2 separate regions of the Homo sapiens genome follow, and region 1 is linked to region 2. The links are chromatin loops, found by intact Hi-C in ENCODE. Cell type or tissue: PC-9. All regions are shown on one strand. Links, peaks and the distances in the headings refer to the core of each region. The heading gives the core; the rest is flanking DNA. Region 1 has its middle 23 kb from the start of LNCOG. Region 2 has its middle 73 kb from the start of NAP1L1.

Region 1 (16,547 bases), core at 6,389-10,388, 78 kb after region 2:
AGCCTTCCAAAGTGCTGGGATTATAGGCCTGGGGATTGTTTTCTTAATTTCTTTTTTGAATAGCTCTGGTTAGTGTACAGAAATGCAACTACTTTCTGTATGTTGATTTTGTATCCTGTAACTTTACTGATTTTGTTTATTCTAACAGGTTTTTTGATGGAGGAGTTTTCAGGGCTTTTTCTATATATATTATCAGGTTGTCAGCAAACAAAGACCATTTTGTTCTTTATTTCCAATTTGGATGTCTTTTTTTTTTTTTAATTGAATGGAAGTGCTGAAAGTGAACATCCTTGTCTTGTACCAGATCATAAAGAAAAGCTTCTAGATTTTTAACATTGGGTACAATATTAGTTGTGTGCTTGTCATATATGGTCTTTATTATGTTGAGGTATGTTCCTGCTACACCTAATTTGTTGATTTTTGTAATTTTTAAAAATTTTTATATAGAGACGGGGTTTCCCCATGTTGCCCAGGTTGGTCACGAACTCCCAGGCTCAAGTGATCCACCCACCTTGGCCTCCCAAAGTGCTAGGACTATAGGCGTGAGCCACCGCGCCCAGCCCCATAATTTGCTGAGATACTTTTATCACGAAAAGATGTTGAGTGCTCTCCAGTGGTTCTTCTCTATTGAGATGATAATAGGATTTTTATGCTTCATTCTGTTAACGTGGTATATCACATTTATTGATTTGTATCTTTGCATCCCAGGGATAAATCCCACTTGATTATGGTGTATGATGCTTTTTAATGTGCTGTTGAATTTGGTTTGCTAGTATTTTGTTGAGACTGTTCATCAGGGTTATTGATGTGTAATTTTCTTTTCTTGTATCTTTTTCTAGCTTTGGTATCAGGGTAATTCTGGCCTCATAACTTGACTGAAGTAATTCCTCATTTTCAATTTTTTGGAAAAGTTTGATAAAGAGTGGTGGTAACTGTTCTTTAAATGCTTGGTAGGGCCAGGCATAGTGGCTCGCACCTATAATTTCAGCTCTTTGGGAGGCCAAGGCAGGAGGATGGCTTGAGGCCAGGAGTTTCAACCCAGCCTGGGCAACATAGTAAGACCCTGTCTCTATAAAAATACATATATATATCTACTTTAAATTAATTAATTAATTAATTTTATTTATTTATTTATTTTTGAGATGGAGTCATGCTCTGTTGCCCAGGCTGGAGTGCAGTGATGGGATCTCGGCTCACTGCAAGCTCCACCTCCCTGGTTCAGGCCATTCTCCTGCCTCAGCCTCCTGAGTAGCTGGGACTACAGGTGCCCACCACCATGCCCGGCTAATTTTGTTTTATTTTTTTATTTTTAGTAGAGACGGGTTTTCACTGTGTTAGCCAGGATGGTTTCGATCTCTTGACCTCGTGATCTGCCCGCCTCGGCCTCCCAAAGTGCTGGGATTACAGGCGTGAGCCACTGTGCCCAGCCAAAAAATTAAGAAAATTGTTAAATACTTGATAGAATTAATCAGTGAAGCTATCAGGACCTGAGATTTTCTTTGTTGTGAGGGTTTTTGATTACTGATTCAATCTCGTTACTCGTTACTGGTCTGTTCAGATTTTTACTTTTTCATGATTTAGTCTTGGTAGGTTGTATGTTTCTAGGAATTTATTCAGTTCTCCTAGGTTATCCAATTTGTTCAAATATAATTGTTCAGAGTAGTTGCTTATGATCCTTTGTTTTTCAGGGGTATCAGTTGCAATGTTTTCTTTTATTTTTAATTTATTTGAGTCTTCTCTCTTTTTAATTAGTCTAGTGAAAGGTTTATTTATTTTATCTTCAAAGAAAACCAACTCTTAGTTATGTTTATCTTTTCTATTGTTTTCTAGTTTCTCATTTATTTCTGCTCTAATCTTTATTATTTCCTCCTTTCTGCTAACTTTGGTCTTAGTTTGTTCTTTTTTTAGTTTCTCTTGAGGTGTAAAGTTAGGTTGCTAATCTTAATGTAAGCATTAATTGTTATAAACTTCCTTCTTCAAAATACTTCTGTTGCATTCTTGGTATACAACTTTTGGTATGTTTTGTTTCTTTCATTTTTGTTTGCCTCAAGATTTGTTTGTTGTTGTTGTTGTTATTGTTTTGCTGTTGTTGTTGTTTGAGACAGGATCTCACTCTATCCCCCAGGCTGGAGATTAGTGCAGCCTTGACCTCCTAGGCTCAAGTGATCCTCCCACCTCAGCTTCCCTAGTAGCTGGAACTATAGGTGCACACCCCACAACACCCAGCTCATTTTTTTTCTTATTTTTTGTAGAGATGGAGTCTCAGTATGTTGCCAGGCTGGTCTGGAACTCCTGGGCTCGAGTGATCCTTCCACCTTGACCTCCCAAAGTGCTGGGATTACAGGAGTGAGCCATCGAGCCTGGCCTCAAGATAAATATTTTAATTTCTTCTTTTACTCACTGGATGTTCAAGAGTGTGTAGTTTAATTTCCATATATTTGTAAATTTTCAAATTTTCCTCCTGTTACTGATTTCTGGTTTTATACCATTGTGGTCAGAAATGATACTTAATATGATTTCAATCTTCTTAAAATTTGTTAAGATTTGTTTTGTGGCCTAACATATGATCTATCTTGGAGGATATTTCATTGTGCTTCAAAAGAATGTATATTCTGCTGCTGTTGGGTAGAACATTCTGTATATGTCTTTTAGGTCCATTTCGTCTACGTTGTTGTTCAAGTCTGCTGTTTCTTTACTGAGTTTCAGTCTGGATGATCTACCCATTGTTAAAAGTGGGGTATTAAAGTCCTCTACTATTATTGTATTTCTGTCTATTTCTCCCCTCCATTCTGTTAATATTTGCTTTCTATATTTAGGTGCTCCAATATTGAGTGTATACACCTTTATAATTATTTTATCTTCTTGATGAATTGACCACTTTATCATCGTATCATAACCGTCTTTCTCTGTTGTAATAGTTCTTGACTTAAAATCTATTTTGTTTAATATAAGCATAACAACCCTGCTATCTTTTGGTTACCATTTACATAGAATACCTTTTTCCATCCTTTCACTTTCACCCTATGTGTGTCCTTAAAGTTAAAGTGAGTCTGTTGTAGGCGTTATATCATTGAGTCTTGGTTTTTTATGTATTCATCCACCCTCTCTATCTTTTGCTTGAAGAATTTACTCCATTTACATTTAAAATAATTATTGATAGGTAAGGGCCTACTACCACTTTGTTAATTGATTTCTGCTATTTTGTTAATTGTTTTATAGTTCCTTTGCTCCTTTCTTCCTCTTGTGCTGTCTTCCTTTGTGATTTTTTTGAGTTTTTGCTGGAGTCCTTGGCTGGACTGGCCTGGTGCTTGGAGCTTGAGTCCTCTGAAGCGGGACTGGAGCTTGAATCCATGTGGTTGATCAGTGTGGAGCTTGGCACTACTGGTGCTAGTCTGGTGCCTAAGGCCTTGGGATCAGCATGGAGCCTGGGGCCATGGGGGCTGGCCTGGCACTGGGGCAGCTTGAAACCTGGGTATGCAGGGGCAGGCCTGAAGCCTGGGTTTGAGGGCCCAAGCATGGAATCTGGGGATACAGGGGCTGGGCTGGACAGTCAGGCTATGGCAGCCAGCATGGTGCATGGGGCCATGGGGACCTAGAGCCTTGGTTCAAGGACAAAGCTGGTGCTGGGACAGGCTTATACCCTGGGTCCATGTCGAGGGGGCGGTCACTTAGTGACAGGGTTCATGAGGGCAGGCCTGGTGCTGGGGTCCATGGCAAAGATGAGTGCTCACTTCACTCTCCTTCCCCCACACAGAAGGTATCTCCCTTCACTCTGTGAGCATGGGCTTAGGGAAGGGGTAATGTGAGAAACTGTCTTTCCTACTCTCTTCAGAGCATGTTTTCTTATTTCTGTGCTCTGCTCTGGTGCTGTGGTCTGTCACCTGCATTCCTTAGCTCTTGTGAAGGTGTTTCTGAGCATGAATAGTTGTTTGAATTTACCTTTCTATGAGGGTTGAGCATTGGAAACTCCTATTCCATCATCCTGCTGATGTTACTCTGGAACCTGTCTATTCTTTCCATTTTTAACCTTAACATTTTGGGATATTTTTTCTAGTCTTTTTTCTACTTTTCTAAAAACCCATTTTGGATTACTTAAAATTAAAAAAAAATTGTATTATGTTTTTTTCACTTAGTTTAACAATAATCACTTACCACATGATTGAAATCTCTTTGCAAGTGTTATTTTTCATATTCATAATATCCACTGCTGTTAGAGTACCAGTATATGTTTTTAATTTCTACCAAGATATTGTTTCTAATTTTTTGCTTCAATTATTAATGCCATAATAAATATGTTTCTATTGTTTACTTCCAAAAATCGAGCCTTTCACATGCAAGCATGTCAAGGCTCTTGACATATAATGACAAAGTGCTTTCCAGAAATCTGTTTATGATATTTACATAATGTTTAAAAGCATCTGTTTCAGAAAGTATTATGGCAATCACTGTGGATGGTCTTACTTAACAACCATCTTAACTACTCAGTGGTATGCTGGCTCCTTCTCCTCTTCCTCCCAAAATCCTTGCTTTGTAGATTTTGCCGATACCTGCAGTATAAAAGCTCCCACTATGGCTGATTTCAAACTACTAAAGTGGACACCACTAAACATGGATTTGAGGACAGAGACTAACATTTGGCTTTTGAGAGCTGATAGAAGCTGGCTGTAGCAGGCCACTGAACTTCTTTTTCTAAAAACCCACATATCATATCTCACACTCCATCGAAGCTACAGTTCCACCAATCATTTCCATGTAGATGAGACTTCAGCGGAGAACCGTTAGATGCCATCTACTTGACAGCACAGATGGTGGCAGAACAGGGTGGTTCTGCAGCCAGTGATGTCCTGATCTGGCATCTTACTATACCTGTATTGAGGACAACAGGAGTGGTAAAATTGTTTCTGCAGTCAGCAGTACCAACAGCAGCTTCCTGATTTAACATTTGTGGAGGCTGCAGCAGTGGCTTTCCCGTTCAGGCATAGGGAGCTTCTGGGGCCTGGATTTTGCTCCTGCCTGCTCAGCCTAAGGACCAGTGACTACTTTACAGGATTTCCTAGAACCCAATCCCCTATGTTAAATTCTTTCATATAGAGTGAGTTCTACTGTGTGCAATTGAATCCTGTTCAATACAAGTCCCAGTCTATGCATGTTTTACCACTTCCAGATGTCCAAAATTGTACTCGGGTTACAATAGCCTAGAAAAACTTTCTGTAGGAGAAAGCTTATAATATCTAAATAATAACTTGAATTTTTAATTTCAATTAAAAATTAATTGGTCCCAAGGCCCTAGGCACTAGACTAGCACCAGTAGTGCCAAGCTCCACACTGTCCAACTACATGGATTCAAGCTCCAGGCCTGCTTCAGAGGACTCAAGCTCCAAGCACCAGGCCAGTCCAGCCAAGGACTCCAGCAAAAACTCAAAACATCACAAAGGAAGATAGCACAAGAGGAAGAAAGGAACAAAGGAACTATAAAACAATTAACAAAATGGCAGAAATCGATTAACAAAGTGGTAGTAGGCCTTTACCTATCAATAATTATTTTATTTTTGTAGAGACAGGGTCTCTTTATTAGTCTGTTCTCATCTGAGACTGGGTAATTTATAAAGGAAAGAGATTTAATGGACTCACAGTTCCACATGGCTGGGGACGCCTCACAATCAGGGTGGAAAATGAAGAAAGAGCAAAGGGACTTCTTACATGGCAGAGGGCAAGAGAGAGCTTGTGCAGGGGACCTCCCATTTATAATACCATCAGATCTCGTGAGACTTACATTCACTACAACGAGAACAGCGCCAGAAAGACCCGCCCCTGTCATTCAATTACTTCCCACTGGGACCCTCCTATGACATGTGGGAATTATAGTAGCTACAATTCAAGATGAGATTTGGGTAGGATCACAGCCAAACCATATCGGTCTCATTGTCTTATCCAGGCTGGTCTTGAACTCCTGGCCTCAAGTTATCCTCCCACCTGGGCCTCCCAAAGTGCTGGGATCACAGGCATAAGCCACCATGCCCAGCCACAACTTGAATTTTTTTAAGTAATATTATATTGAATAATAATACTTAAGATTTTTGCCTTCTTTTTAAAGAATACCATGAAATATAGATGGTAATAAATATGAATTTTTAATGTACAAAAGTCTTCAGAGATAACAGTCCAACATATTTCAAAGTGTATTCTTTAAATTGTCTAATTTAGAATTACTGAGGCTTTTGTCCAATGAATCCAAATCTCTAGAGGTGGAGTCCAGGAATATCAATTCTTATAACACTCACAGATGTGCATCTGAAAGTTTGAGACCCATTAATCTAGTCTAATTTTTATCCTAGTCAGAAAATGTATCAGCAACATCTTCCAACAGATATCCCAAGCGAACCATCCCAACCCAGCATCCCGGAGCAAGCCAGTTTCTACTTAAACACTTCAGTAAGGCAGATCATGAGAGAATACTCATTCTATTTTCAGATGGCTCTAAATTCTGGAAAGTTCTTTCTTAATATCCTGTACCCCCAAACAGAATATTGGAGCCCTGAGTCCCTGGCCAAGTGTCATCTCTCATACTTTTTCACACAATACCCCTCCAACCTCTATCAGCGCCTTCACCATCTGAAAGACCAAGAACTACAAGCCTTGGGAACCCACCTTCCTCCTCATCAGGCCTAAGCCTGAGATGGAATGGCTGCTGGGCTCAGCTGCTGCCTCTGGTTCTGCTTTAGAGAAGCTGATATTTCTACAGCCTATGTTCAGGCTGACTTTGGAGACCAAAAATTTTATTCCAGGAGATTTTTGTTAATCCAAGCAGCTAGCAAGAACAACTCCTAGCCTGGGCAACATGGTGAAACCCCGTCTCTACAAAAAAATACAAAAATTAGCCAGGCGTGGAGATGTGTGCCTGTAGTCCCAGCTATTTGGGAGGCTGAGGCAGAAGGATTGCTTAAGCCAGGGAAGTGGAGGCTGCAGTGAACTGAAGTCACACCACTGCACTCCAGCCTGGGTGACAGCAAGAATTTATCTCAAAAAAAAAAAAAAAAAAAAGCAAGAATAACTTGTAATCCCAGCACTTTTGGAGGCTAAGGCAGGAGGATCGCTTGAGACCAAACTGGGCAACAAAGCAAAACCCTATCTCAACAAAAAATAAAAATAAAAAATTAGCAGGGCATACTGGCATGCACCTGTAGTCCCAGCTACTTGGGAGGCTGAGGCAGGAGGATTGCTCAGCCCAGGAGTTTGAGGCTGCAGTGTGCCGTGATTTCATTCCAGCCTATGTGACAGGGCAAGACCCTGTCTCAAAAGACACACAAACACACACACACACACACACACACACACACACACAGACACACACGTGCAAGTGCTCCCTTATCAAACTAGGCTAATAAACCTCTCTAGGTGAGAAGCTGAACATTTAACACAGAGGCAGAAACCACAGGCCCACTTTTTTTGAGAGCTTAAATGGGGAAGGATCTGCCATAAAATCATTTCGTTCCAGCCATATCCTCAGTTTTGGGGAAAAACAGAAGAGGGGTGTAATTCTGAGTGTTCTGAGGTAGTTCTAGATGCAGTTACTTCTGCTACTGTAATAAATAAATCCCCAAATTTCAGTGACTTAACAATAGTAACTCTCACCTTCATGCAGAGCAATGGCTGCCGGGGTGGGGCGTAGTCACTCGGGGACTCAGGCTAACAGAGGCCCCACTCTCTGAAAACACATTGCTTCCAAGGTCACCATGAATATTCGCGTTCAGCTAGCAGATAGAATGAGCCAGGGGTAGACAATTTTTAGGTTCATCCCCGAACATGCAGTATACTCATGCATCACTTAATGATGGGGATATGTTCTGAGAAATGTGTCCTTAGGTGATTTCGTCTTTGTGCTTACACAAACCTAGGTGGCATAGCCTACTACACACCTAGGCTAGATGGTATGGCCTGTTGCTCCTAGGCTACAAAACTGTACAGCATTTGACTGTACTGAATACTATAGGCATTGTAACACAGTGGTAAGCATTTGTGTATCTAAACACAGAAAAGGTACAGTAAAAATACAGTATTATCATCTGATGAAACCACTGTTGTATATGCATCCGCCCATTGACTGAAACGTCGTTATGCAGTGCGTGGTGGTACATCACTTTTGCCTCTGTACAATTCACAGAACTCAGGCATGTGGCCACACCTGGCTTCTAGAAGAGCTGGGAAATGCAGTCTGTTTGCCAAGGAGGAAAGGAAAATAATGTGACTCAACCTATCCAAGCTTCCGTCTACTATCAGACAGGCATCTGCAGGTTGTGTGAGTAATTATGGTGTCAGCCCGTCAGTAGATAAAAGCAAGAGGCCTCTAGGGTCTTTATTTCCTGGAGCGCTCTATGAAACTCTATTCTGCCAAATGTGCCCATGGATCTCTTAGAATCTTCCTTTGGTCTTCAACCTCCACAAATTCCTAAGACAAACTGAACACTTTTTTGAGGAATTGGTATTGCTACCAATTCCTTTCAAAAGTACTTCATGACATCAATTGTTATTGTTAGACCCTGTGTTTAAGCCAGTTTTATGGTGTTCGCTGTGTATGTCTCTCGGACTGTCAGATACACATTTTCCTGAATCCCAAGACACGAGGAAGGAGTCCCTTACTGTCTTCGTAAGAGAAGCCTTAGTGAAATCAGGTGTCTGATTCCCTCTGTCTAGGAAAGCCCTGGGGTAAGGTACCAGACCTTCCGCATTTCCTCAGCACTTAGCACTGTCACTTAGCAGGCACCCAATATAAGTATGTTATGTTGAATTCTATTAAACTGCTTCTAGGTTTAACAAGAGTCATTTAATTTTGTAACTCTCTCCAAGTGAGACAGGTTCTCACTCTGTCACCAAGGCTTAAGTATAGTGGTGCAATCACAGCTCACAGCAGCCTAAACCTCCCAGGCCCAAGCGATCCTCCCACCTCCACCTCCTGAGTAGCTGGGACTACAGATGTGTCACCCCACCTGACTAGTTTTAAAATTTTTTGTAGGGGCTGGGTCTTGCTATGTTTCTCAGGCTGGTTTCAAACTCCTGGCCTCAAGCAGTCGTCCCACCTTAGCCTCCCAAAGTGCTGGGATTACAGGTATGAGCCACCATGCTTAGCCTCTCTCCAATTTTTAATTGAAATTTTTATTGAGATAGTTGTAGGTTCACATGCAGAAATAATGTAGAAAATCCCCTGTGTATTTGCTTTGTTTCCTCCAATGGTAACATTTTGCAAAACTATAGTATACAGACAATCAGGATACTGACATAGACACAATCTACCAGTCTTATTCATATTCCTCTCGTTTTACCTGTACGTGTATGTGTGAAAGTGCTATGCAATTTTATCACCTGTGTAGGTTTGCACATCCATCACAACCAAGATGCAAAACAGTTTCAATGCCATAAGGATCTCTAGCGTTGTCCTTTTTTTTCTTTTTCTCTTTATTTATTTATTTTTTGAGCTGGAGTCTCGCTCTGTTGCCCAGGCTGGAGTGCAGTGGTGCGATCTCTGCTCACTACAACTTCCGTCTCCCGGGTTCAAGCAATTTTCCTGCCTCAGCCTCCTGAGTAGCTGGGACTACAGGTGTCTGCCACCAAGCTCGGCTAATTTTTTTTTTTTTTTTTGTATTTTTAGTAGAGACAGAGTTTCACCACGTTGGTCAGGCCGATCTCCAACTCCAGACCTCAAATGATCTGCCCACCTTGGCCTCCCAAAGTGCTGGGATTACAGGCATGAGCCATCTTGCCCAGCCCATTGCCGTTTTCTAACCACACTCACCTCCCTCCCACGCTTTCACCCTGAGTCCTTAACTCCTGGCAAACACTAATTCGCCCACCATCTGTAACATGTTACCTTTTAAAAATGTTGTATAAATAGAATTACACAGTATGTAACCTTTTGGAATTTTTTTTTTACTCAGTAATTCCCTGGTGAGTCAACCAAGTTGTTTTGTATACTAATAGTTGGCTCTTTTTCTTCTATTGCTGAGTATGCTATGCTATGTATGTACCACAGTTGGTTTAACCACTCACCTGTTGAAAGACATCTGGGCTGATTATAGTTTTGAACTATTACAAATAAAGCTATATATTCATGTACAGGTTTCTTCTATTTTTTATAGTTCTAGTTTTTAGGGAAATATTGTGACTGAAACTATCCATCAACCCTCATAGTCTGAAAAGTCCCGGTGCCCTCAGTAATAGCTATCTCTCCTTCCCTTTGCCACCGCCCCACCTCCTTTTTTTTGGCAGCACCCTCACTCCACCCCAGCATAGAGTTTAACCTCTCTGGCTTTATCTTCTTCATATGTCTTTTGTTGTGAAACGTTTATTTAGTAGTCCAGTTTTACTTTGTACCTAATAGACTTGGATTTGAACCTTGAATCTCCTTTCTCTTACTCACTGCTTTTTTTCTGGATCCTGAAACTTTTTTGCCCCACTCACTCTCACACTGAGCTCCCTGTGGGCCCCCGAGGTCCTCACTCTGGGCTAGGCCTCACCAAGGGAAAGAAGGTCAGATACATTCTTGCCTTTACCTCATATTTACTACGCAGAAACTCCTACTTTAGCCTGTTCATGGACACTCAGGAGATACCACTTTACATAAGCCACTAACTAGGTCAAGATTTATTCAGTTTACCAATATTATTTTGTACCTGTACTTATGGAATATCATAGTTTGCTTTGGAAGTAGAGCTGAATTCTGCATGTGCACAAAAAGACCATGATAGAGCAAATATTACCTGTCTTAGTTCACTGGGGCTACTGTGGCAAAATACCATAAACTGAATAGCTTATAAACAACTTAAATTTACTTCTCATAGTTCTGGGGTTTGGGAAGTCCAAGATTAAAGTGCCAGCAGATTTGATGTCTAGTGAGGCCTTATTTCCTGGTTCCATAGACTGTGTCTTCTTGGTGTATCTTCAAATCGTGGAAGAGCAAAGGAGCTCCCTGGGGTGTCTTTTGTCAGGGCACTCATTTCATTCATGAAGACCTTGCTCTCATGACTTAATCATCTCCCAAGAGGCCCCAGTTCCTAAAACCATTACGCTGGGGGTCGGGTTTCAACATATGAATCTGCGGGGAGGGTGGGGGTCGGGGGGGCAGGTAGGGAGGGAGACACAAACTTTCACACCATAGCAATACCCAAAGTATATAATTAATACTAATATAGACTGGGCTCAGTGGCTCACACCTGTAATCCCAGCACTTTGGGAGGCCAAGGTAGGGGACTTGCTTGAGCCCAGGAGTTTGTGACCAGCCTGGGCCACACATGGCAAAACGCTGTCTATACTAAAAATACAAAAAAATTAACCAGGTGTTAGTTGTGGCATGCACCTGTATTCCCAGCTACTTGGGAGGCTGAGGTGGGAGGATCACCTAAGTCTGTTAGTCAGAGGCTGCAGTAATCCATGATGGTACCACTGCACTCCAGCCTGAGCAACAGAGTGAGACCCTGTCTCCAAAAAAAAATTTTTTCTAGTACTAATGTAAAGGAAGGCTCTAGGGATGTTCCTTAGTCTCTATTCTTGTTTTTATACAGGATATAATTCACTTAGTTGCCTATATGAAGACCTAGAAGGTAAGGTCACTGAGGGACACCCTGATAGGACAAGATTGTTCTTAGCACCAAAATAACTCAGGGATCTGATATCCAAGCTATGGTAAGAGCCCTGCTCATGTGTCTGCCTGCCTAGTGCATACCTCCAGTCCTTATTGCTGGCCTTCATGTATATATGCTTGTTGGTAGAAGAACTAAGGCAGAACTGGCTTGTCTGTCATAATATAAAAGAGTCTTGGAAAATGTCCAGGGTCCAGGGTCTAAAACTCCTCGTGGCCTTTGGAACACCAAGCTCTGTGCCAAAGGGTGGAAGGCTGCCCTGCCGCACCACAAATCTAAGCCCAGAGCATAAAACCTCTCGTGGCTTTGATGGAATCCAGGGCTCATGACATAAAGCCCCTCGTGGCCTCTGGAATGTGCACAGACTTGCTGGTTGCTCTCCCAGGCTCATAAACATGTTCTCCATTGTTTCCAGCAGCAGAGCATATTCTATATGCGTCAAAGAAAACGCTAAACCGTCACAGCTACATTTGATGCACTACTACCTTTCTACCCCCGCATCCTCACGTCCTCACCACCTGCTTCTTTGTTTGATCACCAATAAATAGTGTGGGCTCCCAGAGCTCGAGGCCTTTGCAGCTTCCATACCAGCGTTGGCCCCCTGGACCCAACTTATGTACTCTTAACCTGTCTTTTCTCATTCCTTTGACTCCGCCAGACTTCGAAGCCCCCATGGCCTGGTGTTGGGTCTGATCACCCCAACATATGCTAGCTTTAGCTTACCTAAGAAATATTATAATTGTTCCAGATGGCCCCTGCATTACACGAGGAGGTAGGGCAAGAAAGAATACTGTGTACCTACTTTCCCTAAACTACCTCCAATGATTCACTCAACACCCAGCAGTAGAATTCTCTCCTTCAGGATAGATGTGAAGGCTGGATGCAGTAGTAATAACCCAGCTGGCTCCAGCTTCAGTTGCTTGTTCAAGGGGAAAGACCAAGGCATGAAGGTGGCCTCACAGTATCAAGCAGGACGTGCACCCCAGCAGCCCAGCCTGTGGCCAGGGCCATGTCCTGCTGATCAAGTGGAGAGATGGATATAATATTCTAAAGATCTGAAGACAGAGATAGCTGAAATTTAAGAATAAAAAATGTGAAAGTACAGAACAGGAGTCTTGTGGCTTAAGAGCAATTCACATGAAAAAGATCCACGGCTTTTTGTTAACAAAAAGTCCAACATGAACAAATAAAAATTTAAAATTATAATAGTTCCAAATAGAAATGAATTCTCTTGGTCCAGGATGGAAGGCTTCAGCTCAGTCTTGAAGGAAAAATAACATAAGACTTAAAAATCTAGACAAAAAGGAACAGAGAGAGCACTCCCAGTGGAGGGAATGACATGACTAAGCTGTGGTGGGATGCCTCTGACATAGACAGGAGAACATAAGAGACACACTTGACCAGTTAGGGAAATATCTTTTGGCTATTACCTCCCCCTGTAACAGATAAAATGAAAATAAACTATTCTCACTGCTATGGTCTGAATGTTTGAATATCCCCCTGTTCCATGCCTCCTCCCCCAAATTCATATGTTGAAACTTTATCCTCAATGGAATAATATTAAGGGTGGAGTCTTTGGGAGGTGATTAGGTCATGATGGCTCTGCCCCCATAAATGCATTTACTGCCCTTTTAAAAGGGGCACGAGGCTGGGCATGGTGGCTCACACCTGTAATCCTAGCACTATATATATATATACACATATATATATATACACACACATATATATACTATATATATATATATACACATATATATACACACATATATATACTATATATACACATATATACTATATATACACACATATACTATATATACATATATACTATATATACACATATATACTATATATATACATATATATACTATATATACACATATATATACTATATATATCCTAGCACTATATATATACACATATATATGTGTGTATATATGTATATGTATGTATATATATGTGTATATATACATATATAGTGCTAGGGTATATATTTTTTATATATATAATATATGTATATATAAAATATATATTTTTTAAACAAAACAAAAAGAGGCACAAGGGAGCTTGTTCCCTATCTTCTACTATGTAAGGACACATAGGAGGCACCATCTGTGAGGAAGGGGTCCTCACCAGACACTCAATCTTTTGGCACCTTGGTCTTGAACTTCCCAGCCTCCAGAACTGTGAGTAGTAAATTTCTATTGTTTATAAATTACCCAGTATAAGCTATTTTGTTTAAAAAAGCCCAAATAGATTGAGACATTCACTACTGAAGGGTCCCTAAACTTGTAGAAATTATTTCCCAATAGTTTTTCTGCATTTTAAAAAATAATGAAATTCTTACAAAAGAGATCCAAGTTGCTTATTTTAGTTTAAACTCACAGTGTTATTTTTATGGCTACAGCAGAGTGACTGTGTGCTTATTCATTAAAATTCCCAGAAAACCTTAAGCCTTGATAAATTTATACTTCAGGCCTTTGGACTTCTCTTTTCTTGCCTTGATTTTAGGTATTGACTGAATGTCAATATCTAAATGTCAAGTTGAATATCAGTCAGAGTTGGGGAACATTAAGTTGCTGTTATGCTAAAGGCCTTAGGCTGGGAGAGAGGGGATTAAAAGATGATTTTAGATTATAGGATAGGGGTTCATGAAAGCATCTCTGAAAAAAAGTCCAAATCACCAAAAGCTGGATTATCCGTAAGGAAATCTCATTAGAAATGATTTTAGCTGGTGAGTCTACCAGTCAGGATAGTTGCCAAGTTATTTGCTTCCATGAGCAAGGAGTCTGAAAAATTGACTTTAGATGGTTAGTCAGTCACTGATGCTCATACGGAGATCTGCCAAAGAATCTTTGAGGCACAGAGAGCCACATGGCTGCAGAAGGCCTCAATCCAAATTCTCAAAATATTAGGAAAATACATGAATAGGACTAGTAAATATACTGTTTATATTCCTTAGAGGTAACATTAACTATTTTTTTTCTGTTGCTTTAGGCAAAGATTTTTGCTTAAGGCAAAAATAAAAGAGATGCCAGAAATGTATTACTGTAAATAAACACCACTGCTATGTGTGAAAAGATCAATCATTCACTCAACAAGCATTTATTAAGCATGAGTGTTAAGTTCTGGAGACACAAAGATGAATAAACCAAAGTTTTTGCCCTCAAACAGCTCATAGCTTAGAGCAGAAGTCAATAATTGCAAAACTTTTATAGGGCAACAGCCCCCAACCTTGTTGGCACTAGGAACTGGTTTCCTGGAAGACAATTTCTACATGAAAGAATTAGAGGGGAAGGGGTTTTGGGATGAAACTGTTCCACCTTAGATCATCAGGCATTGGATTCTCATAAAGAGAATGCAACCAGCTGGGTGTGGTGGCTCATGCCTGTAATCCCAGCACTTTGGGAGGCCAAGGCAGGTGGATCGCCTGAAGTCAGGAGTTCGAGACCAGCCTGGCCAACATGGTGAAACACCGTCTCTACTAAAAATACAAAAATTAGCTGGACGTGGTGGCCTATGCCTGTAATCCCAGCTACCCAGGAGGCTGAGGCAGGAGAATCGCTGGAACCCGGGAGGCAAAGGCTGCAGTGAGCTGAGGTCTCGCCACTGCACTCCAACCTGGGCGACAGAGCAAGACTCTATCTCAAAAAAAAAAGAGAGAATGCAACCTAGATCCCTTACATGCACAGTTCACAATAGGGTTCCCACTCCTATGAGAATCTAATGCCACTGCTTATCTGACAGGAGGCAGAGCTCAGGCGGTAATGCTCACTTCTGTGACCCTCACCTCCTGCTGCACAGCCCAGCTCCTAACAGGCCATGGACCTGTGCCCAGCTGCAGCCTGGATGTTGGGCACCCCTGTAATATAGGGGCTATAATGGAGGCAAGCATAAAGCATGGAGAAGGCACAGAGAAGGAAGCAAGTTTGGAGAGGATAGTCAGGGAAGGACTGATGGAAAAGACCTTTGGACTGCATCTCAGAAGATGAAGAGGAGTCACCCCATGCAAGCACTGCATTCTGAACAGGGGAAAAGCATCCCGAAGCATCCCAGAGCATGAAGGTGTGCAACCAATTTCACATCAATTCAGTTAGTAAGCTCTTCATAGCATAACTTTAGCATAACTTCTTTTATTTAGATGTTTCCTTTTTAAATTCACTTTTTTTAATGTTTCAGAGAAAGTATGTGGGAGTAGGGTTGGGGTGTTACTCGATGGACAGCCAAAGCAATCTACCATTATGGAGTCTAAAGTACTCGCGATGAGATCTTCTGAATGTAATCTGCCAACCTTGTTTCCCTAAGGGAATCTTTGGCAGAACTATATAAATGAGATCATGACCATTAGAAAAATAGTATTTTAAACTCTGGTCTTTATCTCAAAGAAGAAAAATATTCTTTTTGAAAATCACATAGTCAGCTTTTGACTATTCAGAGAAATCAGGCTGAAAATTAGGATAATGAAACCAGGAAAAATAGGGAAAAGGAAAAAGGAAACAACAGATAACTTAAATTTAAAAAAAAAAATTAGAATAAAGTAGAAGAATTAAAATCAAGCATATTTTTTACATTAACTGTGAATGGACTGAATTTGCCAATTAAAGTCAGAACTGGGTGATTGAATTTAAGCAATTAAAACTGACCTGGCCAGGCACGGTGGCTCATACCTGTAATCCCAGCACTTTGGGAGGCCGAGGTTGGCGGATCATGAGGTCATGAGATTGAGACCATCCTGGCTAATACCGTGAAACCCCATCTCTACTAAAAAGAAAAAAAAATACAAAAAATTAGCTGGGCATGGTGGCACGCTCCTGTAGTCGCAGCTACTCAGGAGGCTAAGGCAGGAGAACCATTTGAACCCGGGAGGCGGAGGTGGAAGTGAGCAGAGATCGTGCCACTGCACTCCAGCCTGGGCAA
Region 2 (16,547 bases), core at 6,946-10,945:
CCAGCGGAGGGTGAGATTTGAAATGCAGAGTCAGTGAGCCAACTTCTGATAGTCCAGGCAGCCAGGTCAACTGCAATGCCTACAGGTGAGGTTGGGCTTCACTAATAACACCTAAACCATCAAAATCACCTGGAGGAGCATTTAAAAGGTGGACTCCTGGTTCTACTCCAGATGCATTGAATCCAAATGGGGATGAGGCAATAAGTCTGTGCCAAGCACTGTTCTAGGCACTTTTATTATTCTGGACACTATTATTATCATAGTCCCTATTATTTTATTAATTCAACCATTGCATTTGTCAGGTATTGGCCCCTTTTTACAGGTGAAGAAGCTGAGGCTCAGAGAGGTTGAGTAACTGGCATCGAGTCACAGAGCTGTGACTCCAACCAAAGTCTGCTTCTAGCGCCTTTGTAACCCTTGCACTCTGCCAGAACTGGAAATGAGGTAATGGAGACATACTCAAACTTATAGTTGTGTTATTTTTAAAATAATAAATATTATTATTTAGTGCCCAGAAACATGTATTCTTTTTCTGATGCCATTTATTGCACATGTAACCTTTTTAGAAATAAACTTTATTTTTAGAGCAGTTTTAGATTTTCAGAAAAATGCAAAAAATTGTACAGATAGCTAGGTCCCATACATACTGCACCCAGCTTCCCCATTGTTAACATCTAACATTAGTATATTTGTTACCATTAATGAATCAATATTATTTAGAGTCAGCAGAACTGTATGCAAGACTCAGGGTTATCTCTTATGGCTTGAGCGGTCTTGGAAAAGAAACATAATCTGTTGAATCTTAATTTACTCATCTCTAAAATATAAGTAATAATAATAAAGATTTTGGCCAGGTGTGGTGGCTCACACCTGTAACCCCAGCACTTTGGCAGGCCAAGGCGGGCGGATCTTTTGGGGTCAGGAGTTCGAGGCCTGCCTGTCCAACATGGTAAACCCTGTCTCTACCAGAAATACAAAAAATTAGCTGGATGTGGTGGCATGCACCTGTAATCCCAGCTACTGGGGAGGAGAATTGCTTGAACCGAGGAGGCCAAGGTTGCAATGAGCCGAGACTGTGCTGCTGCACTCCAGCCTGGGTGACAGAGTGAGACTCCACCTCAAATAATAATAATAATAATTTCACAGGGATATGTTGGTATATTTGAGGAGAGCCCCATACCCACACTCTTCCCTTGCCTACCTCCTGTAGAGGCTGAAGTAGCTCCATTAGGGTTCCTAAATCTGATAAAGAAAAATGTGGCTATCTGCAGGGAAGTGGTTTTATAATACCGAATTCCAACAAGAAACATATTGGCACGATGAGGCACACTGGCCAGACAATAACAGGGAGCACAGAGGAACAATGAGCATGTGCTTCAGCCAGAAACTTTCTAGAAGCAGCAGCAAGGAAGGAGTGGGGCTCCACATGGCCAGTGTCCTCTTCAAAGCTCATCAATCTGTTAGAGTCCCTCCCCTTTCCTAAGGAGAGGAGCTGGATGGGGGTCAGAGGCTGGGAGCTCAATGCTAATGGTGATTGGACACCCCTAGTAGTTAGATTTACACTTAGGAATTGACCTACATGTGTGCACTCAAATGAATGTGTCTGGTACAAGTATTCACCAGAAAGGTACTTGCTCCAAATAACTCCTTCTGCAACAGGTACTCATTTTTATTTTTCATCAAAGACTGCTATATTTGTTTCAGAAATAGTCCAGTTGCTAACAGTGAGTAGGCATTTGTGTAAGGTTGTAAAAAAGAAATGTTTTGAAATGAATCTCTATTATGACTACAGAAAAGACAATCAGATTAATTATGTTCATGGACAGCGTTTTACTGATAATGATTTCCAAAATTGGCTCATCAACAGAGTCACCTTTTTGAAAATAGAGACCTGGATGGGTGCGGTGGCACACCCCTGTAATCCTAGCACTTTGGGAGGCCGAGGCAGGTGTTCGAAACCAGCCTGACCAATATGGTGAAACCCTGTCTCTATTAAAATTAAAAAAAAAAAAATTAGCCAGGCATGGTGGCGGGCACCTATAATCCCAGCTACTCAGGAGGCTGAGGCAGGAGAATCGCTTGAACCTGGGAGGCAGAGGGAGGTTGGAGGTTGCAGTGAGCCGAGATTGCACCACTGCACTCCAGCTTGGGCAACAAGAGCGAAACTCTGTCTCAAAAAAAAAAAAGAAAAGAAAAAAAGGAAGAAAGAAAATAGAGTCCTATGTTCCACTTGGTCAGAATATCCATAAGTGAGGCTGAGGTCGCTAGAGAAATTTTTGAAAAGTGCCTTAGGAACGCTAGTAATCAGAGTTTGGGACTTATTGGTGCAGACTGTATAGAGGGACATTTAACACTGAAATTTGATTTTGGGTGAAAAAAGTAATTTTTTTCCCTAAAAACCATAGTCTTGAGTTATTAAAATGTACAAACAGATTTTATTTATTTTATAAGCTTTTCTGACTTTGAAAGTCTTTTCAAATCAGTAAAATATTTTAGTCTCAGCAAAACTATTATATTCTATACTTTGGCTATTAAGTATTAGCAGACAAGCTGCTGGAAAAGTTAAATCTTTAAAAAGTTTGCAATTTGTGCTGCAAATGCTAAACCTATGTTTTTATCTTCCCTATATATACCGATGTTTTTATCCTCCTTCCTGAGAAGGTATGCTGTTTGAACAGACAAAAATACAGATACTGCCTAGCCAACACTAAAAATAGGAACATGTCTGAAATTCACATACTCATATGCCTCCCTGCACTTCCTGTACCCACCTACTGCTTTCTCTAGTTTCTATCCCTGGCTGCGGAACCAGCCCATCCCTTTCCTAAAGAGGCTTCTCTGTTGCTACATATCAATGCAGAAACCATTGACGTGCTTCTGTGTCAGCAATAATGCTCTGTCTTTCCTACCTCATTCAAGGATCCCAGGATTCTTTTTGAACAAGAAAGAAAGGTTTATTAGTCCTCCCCACACTTCAATGCGGCAAGGAGTCAGTATTATTTTGAATGAGGCCCAGAATGAACTCAGCAGATTCATAGAACTGGTCAGAGTGGCAGGTGAATCAAAAGTTGAGTTACAGGCCAGGTGTGGTGGCTCATGCCTGTAATCCCAGCCCTTTGGGAGGCTGAGGTGGGAGGATTGCTTGAGTCCAGGAGTTAGAGACCAGCCTGGGCAACATAGTGAAAACTTGTCTCTGAAACAACAACAACAAAAATTAAAAAATTAGCTGAGCATGGTGGCACTTACCTGTAGTCTTAGCTACTCAGGAGGCTGAGGTGGGAGGATTGCTTGAGCCCAGGAGGTTGAAGCTGCAGTGAGCCATGCTCACACCACTGCAGAGTGAGATCCTGTCTCAAAAAATAAATAAATAAAAGTTGAGTTACAAATTTGTTTCTATTGGTTTTTTTTTTTTTTTAGACGGAGTTTCCCTCTTGTTGCCCAGGCTGGAGTGCAATGGCATGGTCTTGGCTCACCTCAACCTCCGCCTCCCGGGTTCAAGCAATTCTCCTGCCTCAGCCTCCCGAGTAGCTAGGATTACAGGCATGCACCACCATGCCCGGCTAATTGTATATTTTCATTAGAGATGGGGTTTCTCCATGTTGGTCAGGCTGGTCTCCAACTCCCGACCTCAGGTGATGTGCCCGCCTTGGCCTCCCAAAGTGCTGGGATTACAGGCATGAGCCACTGCACCTGGCCTCTATTGCTTCATTTATTTATTTATTTATTTTAATTCAAGAAGAAAAATCAGCCTTATGTCTGCCAGTTTCTATTCTATTTAGCAGATTTCTCTTTGCTTTGTTCTAAATATACATAATTACTTTTTCATTTTCATACTCATTCTGAGAAATCTGAATTAATAATTATTTACTGAGTGCAATATCAGCTAGCTATTGCTGCATAACAAATTTAGCTGGTTAAAACAGCAAGTACTTATTTCACTCATAATTCTGCAGGCTGGTTGTGTAGCTTTTCTCTAGGTTTGCTTTCCTGTTCTTTGCTGGGCTTGCTTATATTGTCTGTGGTCAGCTGGAGATTTGACTGGAAGCTGGATGGTCTAGGATGGCCTTGCTCACATGTCCGGCCGTTGGCAGGTTGTTGGTTAGGAGCTGGCTGGCAGGGACACTTCATACTTTCTCCTTTCATCTTTCAGCATGCCAGTTTGGGCTCCTCCACATGGAGATCTCAGGGTTCTAACCACAGCAAAAGAGAACAAGGCATAATGTGCAAGTCTCTGCTTGCTTCTTATTTGCTAGTCTCATTTTCTAAATCAAGTCACACAGCCAAGCCCAGACGCAAGGTATGGTGAAATAGAATCTACCTCTTGGTGGGAGGAGCTTCAAATTCACATTTTAAAGAGGTATGCTTACAGAGATGGGAAAAAATTATAGTCATTTTTGCAATTCACCACCAGTACATAGTTTGTATGAAGCTTAACATTTTAGAAATATAGACAAAGCATCCGCCATTGTGTGTGTGTATATATATAATATATATATAAATTTATATATATATATATATATGCACTTTTTTTTTTGAGACTGAGTCTCACTCTGTCACCAAGGCTGGAGGGCAGTGGTGTGATTTTGGCTCACTGCAACCTCCACTTCCCAGGTTCCAGCAATTCTCCTGCCTCAGCCTTCTAAGTAACTGGGATTACAGGCACTCACCACCGCGCCCAGTTAATTTTTGTATTTTTAGTAGAGACGGGTCTTCACCATATTGGCCAGGCTGGTCTCAAACTCCTGACCTCAAGTGATTCACCCGCCTCAGCCTCCCAAAGTGCTGGGATTGCAGGCATGCACCACCACGCCTGGCCTGGATTGTATATTTTATTTTAGCCTTACCTGCTGATTGAGTTGCAAATCAGGCAAGTCGAAAAAAAAAAATCCCATTCGACAACACAAATCCTACTTTTCTTTCATGATTTTAGTTTCAGATTACCTGTAGAACTTGATGCCACACAGAGCAGTTGCAGTTGGACCAAAGTGTGGTGATTATAGATGGGGTTGGGGTGAGGAAAGGCTGTCCATGGGCTGTGAGAGTAGGCTTCTCAAGTTTTAAGCTTCCATGATGTCACCATGGACTAAAAGCTTGCAGAAACAAAAGGAAAACAGCAAAAATGCTTTATTTTTCTATAAGAGCAAATAGATCTGGCCTCGCTGGGCAAAAAAACATGTATGCATAATTTAGTGAATGGGCATCTTTGGTGACTGATGGAAAAGGGATTTAGCTGAGACTCAATCCCTGGGTGAGAGACAGAGAGTAGTGAGTCAAAACCTCTAGAGAACGGTCACAAAGAGAGCTCATTCTCCATGTAATAATGTTTGAGAATCCTTCAGTGTGAGGAAGGTAGTAATTCTTTTTGATTTTTCTGAGACAGGGTCTATGTTGCCCAGGCTAATCTCAAACTCCTGGCCTCAAGGAATCCTCCTGCCTCACCCTCCTGAATCACTGGGACTACAGAAAGGTAGTAAGTCTACCACTGTGCCCAGAAAAGTAGTAAGTCTAATAAACCTAGACATTAATGCAGCATGACCCTGTTTTTTACTTTCCTCGTTTATAATGGGGGAGAATCTGGTTGTGCTAGGGATGTTTTCCCCCTACCTCGTCCCTTTCTCCTCACCCGTGAACAGGTTCTGTGGATCATGATTCTTAGATAATATTCCTCACTTTCCCAAATGGCCTGCTCATGGTTATCTCTTCCCATAAGGCAATGAAGTGAAAATAGACATTAGCTGTCAGCTGTCAATCATTTTTTATGAAGACCCCCAAGATGAGCACTGAAGAAATACTCCCCTTTCTGAAATACAGTAATATTCAGCTTTGCTTGGTATCTTCTGAGCCAAAACATGGCTTAAGTGATGAATAAGTAACAGGGTGTTGCCTGAATTTTCCATATGCCTCACATTTTGGAAAAGCCTAGGAGAAAGGAAATAACTGTTAAAACATAAACATTGAGAGGGAATTTATAGTAATGTGGTTCAGTGCCCTAAGCTTATAAAGGGGCCTTGGCCACTATTGATTCCAAGTGGAAAAGCAAGACCAAAAAGTTAGGCCCAGGACAAGGCATGGTGGCTCACTCCTGTAATCCCAGCACTTTGGGAGACCAAGGTGGGTGGATCACCTGAGGTCAGGAGATTGAGAGCAGCCTGGTCAACATAGCGAAACCCCATCTCTACTAAAAATACAAAAATTAGCTGGGCGTGGTGGCACATGCTTGTAATCCCAGCTTCTCGGGAGGCTGAGGCAGGAGAATCACATGAACCCGGGATGTGGAGGTTTCAGTGACTAGAGATCACGCCACTGCAATCCAGCCTGGGCAACAGAGCAAGACTCTGTCTCAAAAAAAAAAAAAAAAAAAAAAGTTAGGTCTTGGGCCCCTCGGCCCCTCCTCCACCAGAGCTCTCTTATCTGTTATCTGTTTTACACATTGGGATTTTGCAAAATGTTTCTTGTGATGAAAGTTTCCTAATGCTAAGACATCATTTTGTAGATGAGGAACTGGAGGCCCAGCAAAATGTGGTGACTTGCTCAAGGTCACAGCAGTTGTCATTTGTTGAGCTGAGGGCGGAACTCAAATCTCAATCTCTAGTCCAATGTACTTTGTTCTATAGCATGCCATGTTCCACTTCTTCATATCTAAGCTGGGCAACTTCCTTTTAGTAGATTCTCACTCACAAGATATTAAGGATATTGCCAAAATGTATAGCACAAATCAGAAGATGAAAACTGTCATTTCTTTTTTGAATGATTGCTACAATATGATCTGGGTTCTGGCTTAGAGTTCTTACTTTGCCTCTCACAAGCTGGGTGACATAATATTTTTCTGTTGCTCTTTCCTCCCTATAAAATGGAGACACTGAAGTTCAAGTGAGTTACTGCTCAGTTTTTTTGTAAGCAAGAAGATAATAAATATGGAACATTGCAGTGATGATTGATTTATTGCTTTAATTGTACACAAAAACCCCACTTAATATTCATGAATTGTAAAGGCCTTCACTGAAATGAGCACTTCTGGAAAAACTGAATATAATCATCAAAACAGTCACCATTTATCTGGTACATAGCTTGAGTTAATTAGACAATGATCAAAGGATTCATGTTCTGCCTGCAAACCACGCACTCAGAGGTGCAATGAGAATTAAGGAATGAGCCTTAAGAAGTCATTCAACCATTCCAAATCTTACAAAGCCTGCAGTACTAAAGGAGTACTAGAGAAGAATCCACTGGTTGTCTTTTAAGTGGTAAAGCAACACAAGCACCAAGAACTTCAGTTGGTCCTGAAATTCTCTGCTTCCATTTAAGAGCTGCTTCTAAATGTGGCAGCTCACCCACTGTCTAATTAAAATGCCTTCCCAGAACAGCTTCAAATCTGACAAGGGTGAATAGTTGCCAAATGGGCTTCTTTCTTTGCTGGATCTGTAGGTAATTTGCCTCCAGCTAACAAGAATTGGCACTAAACACCAAAAATGGGATAATGAAGGCCTTTGGACACTGGGTAAGGACTGTTCTATGATGCTCAAGTGTGGAATGAGCACTGTAGTGTGAGCCCAGATTATTCTGTCCATAAACTCGGCAACTGCATGTTGGGCAATTCTATGTTACAAGGTAGCCCGAATGTTACTCAGATGAACAGTACTCTAGTGTATGCAATGGTTTCTAGTTTATTTTGTGATGATGTACAACATCCGGTTTATGTTTCTATTTGTAGATCAAGAAGAAAAAATAACCATGGGGCAAAGGACTAGTGTTGGGAGATTTGTGTTCAGGTTCTGGCCCAGTTATTGATTCTCTTTTCTGGATTAAACTTTGGGCTCCTGTTTCCTTGTCTGTGAAATAAATGGTGGGAGACAAAGATAAATTAAGGATTTCTAAAGTATGTTTCCAGTTCCAACAGCTTCTTATTTTATAGCTAAAGGTAGTAAGAACCAACAACTTTCACTCTTTGGATTAAAGTGCTCTATGCATCAAATCCCAGTGGGTTTTAAAATTATACTGAATCTAGGCCAGGCACAGTGGCTCATGTTTGTAATCCCAGCACTTAAGGAGGCCGAAGTGAGAGAATTGGTTGAGGCCAGGAATTCGAGACAAGTCTGGGCAACAAAGTGAGATCCCATCTCTACAAAAAATTAAAAAATTAGCCAGACTGGTGGGCTCCCTTAGCCTCAGCTACTTGGGAGGCTGAGGTGGGAGATTGCTTGAACCTGAGAGGCGGAGGCTGCAGTGAGCCAAGATCACATCACTGCACTCCAGCCTGGGTGACAGAGCGAGACTCCACCACACACACACACACACACACACAAAATCAGCAAACTTTGAGTAAAGCAGATTCCCCCTCCATTCCCTCTATTATGTCAGTGGGCCTCATCCAATCAGTGGAAAGGCCTTAGTAGAAAAAGACTGCGGTCTCTCGAGGAAGAAGGGAATCTGCTGCTAGACTGCATTCGGACTCGCAACTGCAACAACTCTTTCCTAGGTCTCCAGCCTGTCAGCCTACCCTGCAGATTTTGGATTTTCTAGCCTCCACAATTGTGTGAGCCAATTTCTTAAAATAGATCTCTCTCCATCTCTTTCTCTCTCTCTCTCTCTTTCTCTCTCTCTATATATATAAAATATGAGGAACCTAATAAAAATATATTCTATATATAGTTAAGGAACTTGTTCATTAAATACATGTATTATATACTAGAGAGAGATTTATTTTAATGAATTGGCTCACACAATTATGGAGAAACCAACATGATGTGTGTGTGTGTGTGTATATTTATATATAGGTTTTAGGTTGTGTACTATATATATCATATATAGTATGTGTATATATATATAATGTGTATATATTATATATACTATGTTGTGTATACATACTCTATGTAATATATACCATATATATGTGTCATGTAAACATGGATTCTCTTTTTCTCCCAACACAACCTCAGGAGGTAGATATGAGGAAACTGTGGTTCACAGAGGTTAAGGAGCTTGTCCAAGTGTACATAGCTAGCAAGAGGTAGATGCAAAATTGTAAGAACCACGCTGTCTCCATAACGCATGTGAAGACTCTTAGTTTATGCCCAGAAGAGGGAAGCTGCTCAATATTAATTCTCTTCCGTTTTCCTCTTCCACTGCCTTTTGTCTGATTACTCAGCTGTTTCTGCTAATGTCAGAGCCAGTGAAAGCCACGAAGTGTCGTACCATTCAATTTATAGCTCTCGTGCCATCAGGAATCTGCTCCAAGGTGATTCATGCTGTGACATTCTAGCCAGAAACTGAATCTGAAAGCAGCAACTAACTGTTCCACCACAGGATCTTGGGTTGCCTCAGTTTTCACGCCTACTAGTGGTCAGTTATGGGAGTGTGGTGACCCACTGAACACAGCCGCAGTCTACACTGCTGAATTCATACCCAGAGCCAACCACAGGCCTGTGCGTTGGAATGCACACCTCATTGTCTCCACTTTCATGGTGTAATTTAGAAGTGAGAAGGGAGAGTGGGTAGTGGTCTGAACCTTCCTTTCTGGCTTGGTGCTGCTCAGAGAGCAAGCTGTCTTTCTCATTTGGTAGTCTTGGTTTGGAAGCCGTAAGTGAAACAAGAACCATCCACTCTCTGTTTCTTCTCTCTTCTCCTTTGAAACCACGAAAGAGATCTGTTCCATTAGCACAAAGAATGCATTTATGCATTTTAAGTGGTTCTTTGGCAAACCAGAGGGCTGTTCTATGACAGGCTACAGACATTGTCTGTAGCTATTCATCAGATTGATAGGTGTCCTTATAATATCGATATCCCCAAATGTAACTTCATCTCCTTGTAAATTCATCGCAGTGGGGATGCTAATGTTGGCACCAAGCTATTCTATAATTTTAAGGGAAGAGGTTTTGAGAGTCCTCTGCAGTTGGCATAACACATGTTATATCCATGCTTGGATTTTGATATACTGAAATAATTTAAAATTTGAGATAATTCTACAAAGACTGGTTTATTTCAAGTTGATTACTTCCCGACTTCCAGTATGTAACATAGGCACCATTATCTTTTTAATTAAGCTGTTGCTGTAAAGCATATTTTAAAAAGGCCATTTAAAACTTTAAGACTGTATTATACATTTTTATGGTCTGATGCAATGAACAATGTTTGGCATCTGTTATATTGTATCTACAAACACAGTGTATAGCATGGGACAAAGTTACAAACATTGGAGCTTTAACTCCTTTCCCGTCTCCTGTCCCTCCATTCTTCCTAAATGATACCAAATTCTTTTCTGGTCCACAAACACGTCATTCTCTTTCATGTCTTGCATGTGCTGTCTCCTTGGTCTACAACGATCCTTCCATCCTTCATCCCCCTCCTCCTACTACACTTCACAAATTGCTGTTCACCCTTTGACACTCAGATTAAATGTCACCTCCCTCAGGAAGCCTCTTATGATTTCCTATGCTACTTCCTTGGAGCTTAATATCTATTTCCTATAATTTTCCAAAGGCATATAAATTCAAATAAAGTTATCCCTAAACTGTCTGCCAAGCAATCTTAGAAGACATGTAGAGAGCTTGAATGAAATCTGTGCTTCCAAGAAGGAAGCATGTGATGAGCATAGACAGTTCTATTCAAAGCCTTGAGGACAAAACAATATCCTCCAGGATTCTGCTTTCCCCTAACACCCAGATGGCAGGACTAATACCAGACTCCTGGAAGAGGATTTGGAAAGTGCTGGAAAACAGAAAAAAAAAATTACCCTTGATCCAATTATCCAGTAATAACCTTTGTTGATGTTTAGTAAATTTCTTTGTTTTTTGTTTTGTTTTCAATATATGTGTCTATAGACACTTTGGTTCTCTCTATTCCTGAGGCCACAGAACAAATACCCACTTCAATCAAGCTCATTGGGCCTTGCCTTTTTTTTAGTAAAGTTTTTACTGAAGTATAACATACATACACAAAAATTCACACACAAATCCAGTGTACAGATTGATTACTTTCTACAAAAATAACTTACCTGTGCAACCAGCACCTGGATAAAAAAACAGTATTTTACCAATGGCCTAGAAGTCTTCCTTGAGCATATTTTTAGTTATTACCTTCCCTCCAAAGGTAAGCATATGCATACTTCTCACACTAGATTATATTTTTGCCTGTTTTGGAACTTTGCACAAATGTAATCATCCAGTATATGTTTTTTGTTTGTTGGGCTTCTTTTGCTCAATGGTAAGTTTATGCAATTCATCTATGTTGCTGCAGGAAGCAATAGACAGTGTATCCTCAGGTAGTATTACATTTTATGAATATACTACAATTTGTCAATTCATTCTACTGTTGGTTGACATTTGGGTTGTTTTCAACTTTTGGCTACTATTGAGACAGCAGGCTAGTTGATTCCCTATTTTAAGATGATCTGGAGGAAAAGGACAAAAGCCCCTCACTCAAGCTCTAGCTTATCTAATTCTCAGCCAGTCAGTAACAAAAGACCCAAGAAGCTATTAATGTCAAGCTCCTATTTCAGGGGGCTAGGGACTTCCTCAGAGCCCTGCATGCGCAGTTAGGCTTAAAACTCTAACCTAAAGTTACTCCTTCCTCATTTTCATGCTAAAATTCATGCCTAGAGGTGGAAATTTAAAATGTTAATGCTACATACAATGTATGAAGCAGCATGCTGAGCCACTGCACACGTACTAGAAAAAACCCTCCTATACATGTCCTCATGGAAGCCCTACTTATAGAAAGATGCTATAAAACTAACCTACACACCACCCTGGGGAGCAGCCCATTCCTTTTCCCTTATCAGTGCTGGCTCCCTTGTGCACAAGCTGAAATAAACTTTCCTTTGCTGTAATGTTTGGTGATTTCTCTTGATTTCTCTTCTGGGAGATTGCAAGAATCCAGGGTGGTGGTAACATGACAGTTAGTACTGCTCTAAAAATTCTTGAACATGTCTTTTAATGCATATATATATATATATATATACGCATTTCTATTAATACCTAGGAGTAGAACTGCAGGGTCATAGAATATGTTTATGTTCACCTTTTAGTAGATTCTGCCAAATAGTTTTCCATTGTATCCATTTATGCTCCCATTAGAAAATCAATTGCTCCACATTCTCTCCAACACCTCATATTGCCTATCTTTTTGATGTTAACAATTCAGGTGGGATGTATTTCATCCCAGTATAATGCATTTCTCTGATGCCTTTTCTTATGTCTATTGAACACTTGATTATTTTCTTTTGTGAAGTTACTATCCAAATTTGTGGCCCATTTTTCTATTGGATTATCTATCTTTTCACCATTTTTTACTAGTAATTTGCTGGATATAAGTAAATCAAATATCAAGGCCGGGCGCCGTGGCTCATGCCTGTAATTCCAGCACTTTGGGAGGCTGAGGCGGGCGGATCACCTGAGGTCAGGTGTTCGACGCCAGCCTGACCAACATGCAGAAACCCCGTCTCTACTAAAAATACAAAAATTAGCCAGGCATGGTGGCGCGGGCCTGTAATCCCAGCTACTTGGGAGGCTGAGGCAGGAGAATTGATTGAACCCGGGAGGCAGAGGTTGCAGTGAGCCGAGATCGTGCCATTGCACTCCAGCCTGGGCAAGAAGAGCGAAACTCTGTCTCAAAAAAAAAAAAAAAAGTATATCAAATATCTTCTGTTACACTATGACCTGCCTCTTCACTCTCTTAGTGGTATCTTTTAATGAACTGAATTTAATAATTTTAATAAAACCCAATTTATCAATTTTTTGCTTTATGATTAATAGATTTGTGTCATATTTTAAAAATCTCAGCTCTCCTCAAGGATATGATCATATTCTGTTTTTTTCCCTAAAAACTTTGGTGTTTTATTTTTCACTACTTTTGTTTTTTATCTTTTGTTTTTTGAGATGGAGTCTCACTCTGTCACCCAGGCTGCTGTGCAGTGGCACAATCTCTGCTCACTGCAACCTCTGCCTCCTGGGTTCAAGCAATCCTCCGGCCTCAGCCTCCCAAGTAGCTGGGATTATAGGAATATACCACCACACCTGGCTAATTTTTGTATTTTTAGTACAGATGGGGTTTCACCATGTTGCTCAGGCTGGCCTTGAACTCCTGACCTCAAGTGACCCACCTGCCTCAGCCTCCCAAAATGCTGGGATTACAGGCATGGGCACCATGCCCAGCCCTTTCACATTTAGATCTGCAATCCAATTCAAATGATTTTTATATATGGTATGATGTAGGAGTCAATATTTATTACTTCCACATGAATATTTAGTTGACCAGACCATTTACTAAAATATTTTTCCTTTCCCCACTACACTCAATGTCATACTATAAATGAGTGATCCTATATGTGTGGACCAAGACAATGTCTTTTAAGCAACCCCTTCGCAAATATGCATCTGCCTGAGACTTCTCAAATGTTTGGCCAGCTCAGAGCAAGGAATTGGGTCCCTAAATCTGTTTCCTTCCCTGTGCTCAGGTAATAGTTGATAATATAGAATCATTTTTTTAAATATCCTGAACTTAAGACACTAAAACTGTCAGCTTAGCCTACCACGAAGAAATCGAAGTGGCACTTAGTAAAGTCTTGACATATGTAGCTATTATTATCACTGTAATAACCAACTTGGTTTCTCCTTAATCCCAAAACCATCTCAGTCTCCTACAAGTGATTCTTTGTCCCAGGCCTACTCTACTCAAATTCACCTAGACTGATTTTTAATTAATACTAGATAAGTAGCTATTCACTTCCCTATGATTTGTTCCCTAAAATTATACATCTAATCCATATCCATAAAACACTAAAATTTCACAGTCCCTGATAAAATAGAACCATCAAATTAAGGATGTTTGTCATGACCAATCTGATTTCAGATTGAGGAAGGAAATACAGGTATCTATTGGGGTAAGGCAGATGGCAGGTTATTGTTCACACCTAAATATGCCCAAGGTATAGGAGATCACTCATTTCTTTCATGTAAAGTGTGCTAGGGTCTGTGATCACAATGTAAGTCCCACTGTAACATTTGGGATTGCCTCAGGGACGGTGGCTTCCCACAGGACCAAGCAGTGAGAAATAACGGACAATTCTCTTTGGCTCAAATTTAGATTAAAATGTAATTCTTTTTAAAATAAAATACAAGACTAACCCAATCAAATTATTATTATTTTATTATACCGTAGGTTTTGGGGATACATGTGCAGAATCTGCGGGTTTGTTACACAGGTATACGCAAGCCATGGTGGTTTGCTGCACCCATTAACCCATTATCTACATTAGGTATTTCTCCTAATGCTATCCCTCCCCTAGCCCCCCATCCCCTGACAGGCCGGTGTGTGATGTTCCCCTCCCTGTGTCCATGTGTTCTCACTGTTCGACTCCCATTTATGAGTGAGAACATGCAGTGTTTGATTTTCTGTTGCTGTGTTAGTTTGCTGAGAATGATGGTTTCCAGCTTCATCCATGTCCCTGCAAAAGACATGAACTCATCCTTTTTATGGCTGCATAGTATTCCATGGTGTATATGGGCCACATTTTCTTTATCCAGTCTATCATTGATGGGCATTTGGGTTGGTTCCAAGTCTTTGCTATTGTGAACAGTGCTGCAATAAACGTATGTGTGCATGTGTCTTTATAGTAGAATGATTTATAATCCTTTGGGTATATACCCAGTAATGGGATTGCTGAGTCAAATGGTATTTCTGGCTCTAGATCCTTGAGGAATCATCACGCTGTCTTCCAAAATGGTTGAACTAATTTACACTCCCACCAACAGTGTAAAAGCATTCCTATTTCTCCACATCGTCTCCAGCATCTGTTGTTTCCTGACTTTTTAATAATTGCCATTCTAACTGGCATGAGATGGTATCTCATCATAGTTTTGATTTGCATTTCTCTAATTACCAGTGATGATGAGTTTTTTTTTCATATGTTTGTTGGCTGCATAAATGTCTTCTTTTGAGAAGTGTCTGTTCATATCCTTCGCCCACTTTTTGATGGGGTTTTTTTTTTCTTGTAAATTTGTTTAAGTTCCTTGTAGTTTCTGGATATTAGCTCTTTGTCAGATGGATAGATTGCAAAAATTTTCTCCCATTCTGTAGGTTGCTTGTTCACTCTAATGAATAGAATCTTTTGTGGTGCAGAAGCTCTTTAGTTTAATTAGATCCCATTTGTGAATTTTGGCTTTTGTTGCCATTGCTTTTTGTGTTTTAGTCAGGAAGTCTTTGCCCATGCCTATGTCCTGAATGGTATTTCGTAGGTTTTCTTCTTGGGTTTTTATGATTTTAGGTCTTACATTTAAATCTTTAATCCATCTTGAGTTAGTTTTTGTATAAGGTGTAAGGAAGGAGTCCAGTTTCAGTTTTCCGCATATGGCTAGCCTGTTTTCCTAACACTATTTATTAAATATGGAATACTTTCCCCATTACTTATTTTTGTCAGGTTTTTCAAACATAAGATTGTTGTAGATGTGTGGTGTTATTTCTGAGGCCCCTGTTTGTTCCATTGGTCTATATATCTGTTTTGGTACCAGTACCATGCTGTTTTGGTTACTGTAGCCTTGTAGTATAGTTTGAAGTCAGGTAGCGCGATGCCTCCAGCTTTGATCTTTTTGTTTAGAATTGTCTTGGCTATACAGGCTCTTTTTTGGTTCCATATGAAATTTAAAGTAGTTTTTTCTTTTTTTATTATTATTATTATACTTTAAGTTTTCGGGTACATGTGCACAATGTGCAAGTTAGTTACATACGTATACATGTGCCATGCTGGTGTGCTGCACCCATTAACTTGTCATTTAGCATTAGGTGTACCTCCTAATGCTATCCCTCCCCCCTCCCCCCAAGTTTTTTCTAATTCTGTGAAGAAAGTCAATGGTAGCTTGATGGGGATAGCACTGAATGTATAAATTACTTTGGGCAGTATGGCCATTTTTATGATATTGGTTCTTCCTATCCATGAGCATGGAATGTTTTTCCATTTGTTTGTGCCCTCTCTTATTTCCTTGAGCAGTGGTTTGTAGTTCTCCTTGAAGAGGTCCTTCACATCCCTTGTAAGTTGTATTCCTAGGTATTTTATTCTCTTTGTAGCTATTGTGAACAAAAGTTCACTCACGATTTGGCTCTCTGTTTGTCTATTATTGGTGTATAGGAATGCTTGTGATTTTTGCACATTGATTTTGTATCCTGAGACTTTGCTGAAGTTGCTTATCAGCTTAAGGAGATTTTGGGCTGAGACAATGGGGTTTTCTAAATATAAAATCATGTCATCTGCAAACAGAGACAATTTGACTTCCTCTTTTCCTATTTGAATACCCTTTATTCCTTTCTCTTGCCTGATTGCCCTGGCCACAACTTCCAATACTATGCTGAATAGGAGTGGTGAGAGAGGGCATCCTTGTCTTGTGCCAGTCTTCAAAGGGAATGCTTCCAGTTTTTGCCCATTCAGTATGATATTGGCTGTGGGTTTTTCATAAACAGCTCTTATTATTTTGAGGATATGTTCCATTAATACCTAGTTTATTGAGAGTTTTTAGCATGAAGGGGTGTTAAATTTTATTGAAGGCTTTTGTGCATCTATT

Evidence for each region. A loop is a pair of places that touch in the nucleus more often than their neighbours do. Peaks named below come from ENCODE experiments on the same cell type or tissue, not always from the same donor. Only the 100,000 strongest peaks of a DNase experiment are listed, where the experiment ranks them.
Region 1: a loop joins it to region 2, with 6 times the contacts of the local background. A loop is called at or near these places in 1 of 110 quality-filtered maps.

Annotation. Positions count from the first base shown.
Region 1 is chr12:76,228,595-76,245,141 of GRCh38, forward strand. No RefSeq gene overlaps it. Among named protein-coding and RNA genes, the nearest start is that of LNCOG, 23 kb to the right of the region's middle. In PC-9, for the core only: no CTCF peak of the experiment used is centred there; a DNase peak (open chromatin) is centred at 8,257; H3K27ac peaks cover 1,226 bases.
Region 2 is chr12:76,149,580-76,166,126 of GRCh38, forward strand. No RefSeq gene overlaps it. Among named protein-coding and RNA genes, the nearest start is that of NAP1L1, 73 kb to the left of the region's middle. In PC-9, for the core only: CTCF peaks have their summits at 9,327 and 9,527; no DNase peak of the experiment used is centred there.